Linked DNA regions of Homo sapiens: region 1 is linked to region 2. A link is a contact called in ENCODE Hi-C data. All regions are on one chromosome and are shown on one strand. Each heading gives the region's core, a stretch centred on a gene start or an enhancer-like site at or near the end of the contact. The rest is flanking DNA. Distances are from core to core; before and after follow the strand shown.

Region 1 (3,784 bases), core at 43-2,542, 970 kb before region 2:
TGTTATCATACCACCTTATACTGTAGGTATTCCTTTGTACTTCTTACCTTTCCTTCTCAATTTTAGCTCCTTGAAGGAGGGGGCATGAGTTAAAAATATTAGTATCACCCACAGCACCTCACATAGAAGACACTATCTTTGTCCAATGAATGAGTCCATTTCTCATGATGTCATGAAAAAGGAGGGGGGGAGCAATGATATAAGAAAGACACATTAGCATTTATTAAAAGAAGAAAAATAAAAATAGATTTCTCAATTCCTGTATCAGAGACAGGCAGTAGATTATAAAGACAGGAAGAGGGTCAGGAAGGCTTGGTTGGAGAAGGACATTCTGAGTGGCCTGGAAAACATTCGAAGCAGCCAAGTTTCCACAGGTGCTTTTCTTTTCCTGATTACTCTTCTATTGTCTGGAATTAGCCTAGTTTCTAGGCCCTGTGCCCCTAGGATATGTCCAGGTATTTAGAGGCCTCCTATGGGCAGATGTCTAGGGTCTATGACCAAAGTTGGCGACGTGTATTATGCCCATACAAAGGAATTTACCTATAAAGTGTCTGCAGAAGAAACCTTATTATTAGTTGATCCCTTCACATTATTAATGTTCACACTGCAAAATTGTGCCTGAAAGACAAGAACTTCACTCACAGAGGCACATAGGTACCCTTATTTGGGTTGATGTAAGGCATAGGCCCTTCAAAATCAACAAAAATTTTATAAGCAGGAAATAACAAGCCCCCAACCATGAACCGGTCACCATTTCTGTACTACCTGGGGTTCAGGCATAGATGAAAACCCCTACTGGCTGTAAGTTTGGTCTGTGTTCACTTCATGACCTTGGGAATTTTATTGCCCCCCTTAATGGCCATTCTAATTGCTTGGCTTCACAGTTCATCATCTTGTTACCTTAAGAGAATCCTAAGAGCTGGCTCATTTCTTCTGTTATCTCTTTGCATAAAGTTTAATGCATGTGCAATCTTTTTACTTTTCCTTTTTTCTGTGTCTGAAAGGTTGCGATAACGGAAATAACAATAGCTACAAGCTTTTGTGAAGTTAATTATTTTAAATGAGCAAAGAAGACCAAGCACCTGAGAAGAGAATGGCTCAGAAATTGTGAAGAAAGCATGATGCTCTGCTACAGTTGGTTGATATTTGGCTCTTTTATTTTTCTCCTGAGTAACATAAGAGTGATTGAGCTCAGAGGACATGAACATCCTGCACAGGAAATAGATGATGTGTGGAGGAGGTGAGGGGGGCACCCAGCAGCCGTTCTCTGAATCCTTCAGTGAGCTTCCCTTGAATATGCCGGAGAAGCAAGTAGAGGGCTGGAAAACAGAGGCTGTGCTTGGATGGCTCCCAACACACTTCACAAAGCTCAGGAAAAGCTCAGCTAAGCCACATGCATTTTATGTTTTCCCGAGGAAAGATTCTTGTTGGTCTCAGGGTTAAGGAGTCTCAGCAAGTTCTTATAGACACACTAAAACATTCACTTAGTGTTTCCCTCTGTCATGGAAAGGAGCCCAGGGAATAAAATCACACTTAGTGCCTGCGAGGCTAGTTGGCTCAGGGCAGAGATAGTGGGGCAGTGACTATATTGTGGGGCACCCTTAGCTCCCCAGCTTCACTAGGTTTATAAAAAAGGTATGTGTGTGTATGTGTGTGTGTGTGTGTGTGTGTGTGTGTGTGTGTGTATAAAAGTACGAAATCCTGAAATACACACATCCACTCTTCTGAGTTTAGTTTTTTCAAGTTTCAACTAAGATTGTGTGTATGTGTGTGTGCACACACGTATATATATGTGTATATACATACACACACACACACACATATATATATTTATATATGAATGAATACTACCTTCATCTTTATCAGGAGGACCAAATAAACACCATGTAAACTGTAAGGTATAGAGAGACATAAAGGTGAGGGGCAAGTGACAAGTCTGAAAACTGTCAAGAGCTGAAGCTTGGGTTTTTTTTAATTTTCCCCAAAACATATTTTAAAGCAAAAGACTAAAGCATTTATTTTTCCTTTGTGAGAATGATTTGGGATGTTCATTGGAGCAAAAAGGCCATTTATGAACTGACTTTGGCTTTGCTTTGGCCTGTCGTAGCCACTGTGTTTATTTCAGAACCTGAGATTTACACTGACTGCATATTAACAGAGAAGAAAACCTGGAGTCATTGGCATTGGAATTTTCCAGTACAATTTTCCATTATCTGCTCAACTTAAATTGTTTCTTTTCTAGAAAAAAAATGTATTTTTAGCTTTTTCACTTATGTTCCTCCATAGAAGGCTTACTACTATTTTAAAGACATATTACCTTGCTCACAAACTTGTAATTTTCTCATTCATAATTAATGCTTTCCGATATTGTCATTGTCCTGATATTTTAGCCATAAAAAGTATATATAATTATGCAAAATAGAGACACTGGAATATTGTTAGTATCAGAAGTATGTAACACTGTTCCTAGGTTTAGAATGTTGTGTGTTCCTTTTATCCTGGGTTTCCACTTCCAATCTAGTGAAACTGGAAACCAGACTTGTTTTGGTGTTGTTTTTTTTGTCATCTGATTGTAATTTATAATTAAGAATCAACTGGTTAAATAAGTGAAGATGGAAGTGAATAAAGCAACTATCCTTATGCTAATGAGACAATCTGCAAAGTTTTCTCCTTTAAATACTTTTTAGAGAAACAAATATTTAATTAGAATTGTCACTTAATGTCTTGCAAGAAAACAAATGTGGTCACTTAAGTTATTTTTTAAATTTTCTAACTAGAAAAATCATATAAAGTATTGACCAGTTGATTCAGTATAGTACCATGCAAGATGCTTAAACAATAAGTACATGCTGTTTGGGAACTATACAACTGCGTACAAAGTAAAAATCAGTTACTTGAATGCAGTAAGTGCAAAGTAGTTCTGCTTCAGCCTGATTAAGCAGCGCCACCTACTGCACAGAAGATGTATTTTATGTTTGGGAATTCTCTAGTAGAAACAAATCTCTACAGAGCTAAGCACAGAACAAAAGCAGTTTTCAGTCTGTTATCGTTTAAAATTTACATCTGGGTTAATTTATTGAAGTTTTTTCTAGTGTTTCCCTGTGTCTATTAGTCTACCCATTCATATTGAGAACAACAATTAAATAAAGGGAGAGAACAGGAGATAAAAATGCAAATATGAAAAAATAGGAATATAGGATATTCATTCTTGGTATCTATTGATGTATCTCTTATTATGAAAAAAAAGTTCAGTGTACCTCTATTTTCCCTTTTACACATGACAATGACATAAGAATCAACAGTTAACCAATGCTTGTTTAAATTGAACCATTGTTCACATTTTATTCTAGGCTGCCTATAAGTTTGTCCAATATTAAATGATCATGCATTAATAGGGCTCTGTTGCATTCCTCTTTCTTTATGCTTTTTATCCTCATAATAGCATGTACATCTACAATATTTTTAAAATAATTTCTAACATTCTAATGTATTTTACATTATGACATCACATAGGCATTTCATAGAGTATTACTAAGAATGTATCTTTTTATTATGTTGGGGCCATTAATTATCCTTTCAACCCTTTGGGTTTATTTCATCTAGTCTATTATACCACAACATAAAATAAATAAGTGACAGTAGACATGGTACGATAGTGATTGTGATTCTTTTTATTATTCTCTGTCACTCTTTCAAGGTCTTAACTGATTATTTACCACTCACATTACTCACAATGATGCTTGCACTTTTATGATGAGGAGATCATATCATTTCAGTTCCTGCT
Region 2 (3,398 bases), core at 74-2,573:
TGTGTCCTCCATTTCACCTTTTGACATATACAGCCAAATTTTGATGCATTTAAATGTTGTCTCCACCCCAAAGTGAAAATGGGATGTATATAACATTCATGTTTGCTTACTACTCATACTTGCATACCCAATTTTGTGATTATTCCTAGTCCTGCTATACCCTGTTTAATATGTATACTTATCCAACCCATTCAGCATAAATTCCTGTCTCACCCTTCCTCCTTCAAAGTGCCCACTTTCAGTTTCTGCCAGAATCTATGCTTCTCGGCCTGTAGGATGGCCGGCTTGCAGGCTGCAACTCTTTTTAAGGAATAAAGCTCTCGGCCGGTCGTAGTGGCTCACGCCTGTAATCCCAGCATTTTGGGAGGCCGAGGCGGGTGGATCATCTGAGGTCAGGAGTTCAAGGCCAGCCTGGCCAACATAGTGAAACCTGCCTCTACTAAAAATACAAAAAAAAAAAAAAAAAATCAGCCGGGTGTGGTGGTGCATGCCTGTAGTTCCAGTTACTCAGGAGGCTGAGGCAGGAGAATTGTTTGAACCCAGAAGGCAGAGGTTGCAGTGAGCCAAGATCGCGCCACTGCACTCCAGTCTGGGTGACAGGGCATGACTCTGTCTCAAAATAAAATAAAATAAAACATAAAGCTCTCCTCTCCAAATGTATAGATCTCACAATTTTAAGTTGACGGACAAAAGAGGATTGTTTATGAAGAAGGAGCTAATGGTAAAATATCTGACTCTGACGAAGGATGACATCACCAAGCATTTATTTTAGTGAATAGGCATATTTCTAAAATGCCTGTCTCCTATCATTATGAGTCAGGCATGAAGGTAATTACCTCTACCCATCTTTAGGGTTACTGATAAAACTAAATGAGACACTGCATCTGAAACATAGGTTGTTGTTGAATAATGGTTTCTCTCTTTTCCTCATCTCTACCAATTTGTGTTCTTTCATCCTTCAAACCTTCCTGAGAGCTTACCTTCTCATGATACGATTTCTTTAAGTTAAATTCAGCTGTTAATTTATGTTCTTTTTGCACTCAAATATGTGGTCTGCATTTTAAGTATAGCTGCTTAAGTTTTCAGATGTGTTGCACAGGGGCATATTCTATCTCTCTAGAAACACACCAGAATTGCAAGGTGTTCAGCCAAGGCAGAGAAATTGGCCTCCACTTGTTCTCGAGTGTGTGTGTTCTCTGACTCTTCTCAACTCTTCCCCAGCCCCCCAGCATTTAGCCCACTGATCCAAATAGAGTCATTACCCAACAAATTGTGAGAAGTGCTTGCCTAACAGCCCCTCTAACTTAATAGCATTGTGCCACACAGGCACGCTAAGGAAGGACAGAATGACCTCTTTCATTATGCAGGCCTGTGATGTTCCTCATTAGTTTTATAAGAGCCAATTCCTTTCACCAGAGTGGGGAGGATCTGGCTACTTACGTGGGAAGAACGTAAGTTGGAAATTGGCCAAGGAACTGATAGTACTATCAACTGGACACAGAGTCTTTCTGCTTTATGTCAACTATTACAGCAGAGCTCCTCCTGTTGTTTACTCTGTGGGCAGTCTTAAAATGATGTGTCTAATAGCAAAGTCTTACTGAGTGCCATTTATGTACCTGGAACTATTCTAAGTGCTTATACATATATGGACTCATTTAGTACTCACAGCAAACTGATGAGATAAGTATAATGATTATCTGTTTTACACATGAAAAAACTGAGGCACAGAGAGATGGAGAAATTTGTCCCAAAGCAGACAACTAATAAGTGGCATATCTGGGATTCAATCTCAGCAAACTAACTCGAGAGCCTGCTCTCTTAGCCATACATTACACTGTGGTGTATGCTCACTGCTGCATACCTCCTCTATTCACTATGGATCAATCCTGTAGGCATACATGAACACCTATGAGAAAAAGTTTCAAAGACAGGTTAGACATCATTTCTACTCTCTGTGGTCCCACAATCTAGTTGGGAAACAAATAGAAAAATATGTAATGGAAACTTTATATCCTTCTGGACCATTTGAAACCTACTATATCATCTACCCACTCACTATCCTCTTTCTCTTTGGATAGGTGAATGCTCATCTGAAGATGTTTTACCATTATTTCTTTACTGTGTGGGTTAGTACACAGGGCTGCCATAACAAATTACCACAGACTGGGTGTCTTTAGACAACAGAAATTTATTTTCTCACAATTCTAAGAGCTTGAAGTTCAAGATCAAGGTGTCAGCAGGGTTGGTTTCTTCTGAGGCCCCTCCCCTTGGCTTGTAGATGGCCATCTTTCCCTGTGTCTTGACATGGTCTTCCTCTTACCCATCTGTGTCCAGACTTACTCTTTCTTTAGGGACATCAGCGAAACTGGATTAAGACCCACCTTAATGACCTCATTTTAACTTCATTACCTCTTTAAAAACCCTTTCTCCAAACACAGTCACCATCTGTGGTACTGGGAGTTAGGACTTCAATAAACGAATCAATAAATGAATTTTTGGGGAACACAACTCAGTCCACAACACTGTATTAACCCTCCCTCCCCAACAACTTCTCTAGAAAGTGCTCTGACATCTTTAATGACAATATACTCCCAGCACTTGAAAGAATTAAAAATTTTTCTCAGTCTGAGACAGGAGAAGAAAAAAATTATGTGTATTGCAAGCAAAGTGCATAATTAAGATGTTGCGAATGATTCCTGGGAATACCCTTCTGGTAACTCAAAAACACTGCCAGCATCAGGACAAATAGCTAATGCATGTGGGGCTTAATACCTAGGTAATGGGTTGATAGGTGCAGCAAACCACCATGACACACATTTACATATGTAAAAAACCTGCATATTCTGCACATGTATCCCAGAAATTAAAGTAAAATTTATAAAAACACTGCCTATAATTGCTTTCAAAGGCTAATTTAGTATTCTTCCCATTATATGATGTTACATATGTGTGTAAAGTGAAGTTTATCTAACAAAAAAATAGATTGCACACCCCAGCTTTTATCCCCCAGAAGTGGTTAGTACACCCCAAACATCTTCTGGGGCAGGATAAAATTAGGAGTGAGCCCTTATAATGGTGATAAAGTAAATATAAGGGTTGAGAAGATCTCATTACGTAATTCATAGTGAGAGTCATTATCCACTACAATTGACAGAATGCTTTCTGTGAATAAATTTTACCTTTTTTCATGCAAATAAATAATAAAATAATAAAATAAATACATGGATGGCACTTTATGTTTTGCAATGTGTTACATTAAAGTAACAAAGTCATGTCATAGGTCAAAATAATATTCAGATAGTTCATATTCGTTTTATCAAAAGGATGGAATATTCCCTCCTAACACTAGTTATTTTGCTCAATTCATCTCAAAAGTTAGTAATTTTGAAAAGGAATGC

Evidence for each region. Hi-C counts contacts between places; a loop is a spot of excess contacts on that map. Pooled maps may share reads with other maps.
Region 1: a map of K562 shows a loop between it and region 2 (8-fold over the local background). The contact joins two enhancer-like sites. A Hi-C loop is called at or near these places in 4 of 168 maps with a recorded cell type or tissue (GM12878, IMR-90, K562 and 1 more), 13 of 37 single-sample maps with no recorded cell type and 16 of 50 pooled maps.

Annotation. Positions count from the first base shown.
Region 1 is chr4:142,126,244-142,130,027 of GRCh38, reverse strand. All of the region lies in intron 18 of INPP4B (inositol polyphosphate-4-phosphatase type II B), which reads left to right. Among named protein-coding and RNA genes, the nearest start is that of IL15, 490 kb to the right of the region's middle. Within about 2 kb of position 1,292, at least 7 of the 41 ENCODE cell types and tissues checked have a DNase peak (open chromatin) inside an H3K27ac peak, as active enhancers do.
Region 2 is chr4:141,152,322-141,155,719 of GRCh38, reverse strand. It overlaps a transcript of RNF150 not described here. Among named protein-coding and RNA genes, the nearest start is that of RNF150, 21 kb to the right of the region's middle. Within about 2 kb of position 1,323, at least 2 of the 41 ENCODE cell types and tissues checked have a DNase peak (open chromatin) inside an H3K27ac peak, as active enhancers do.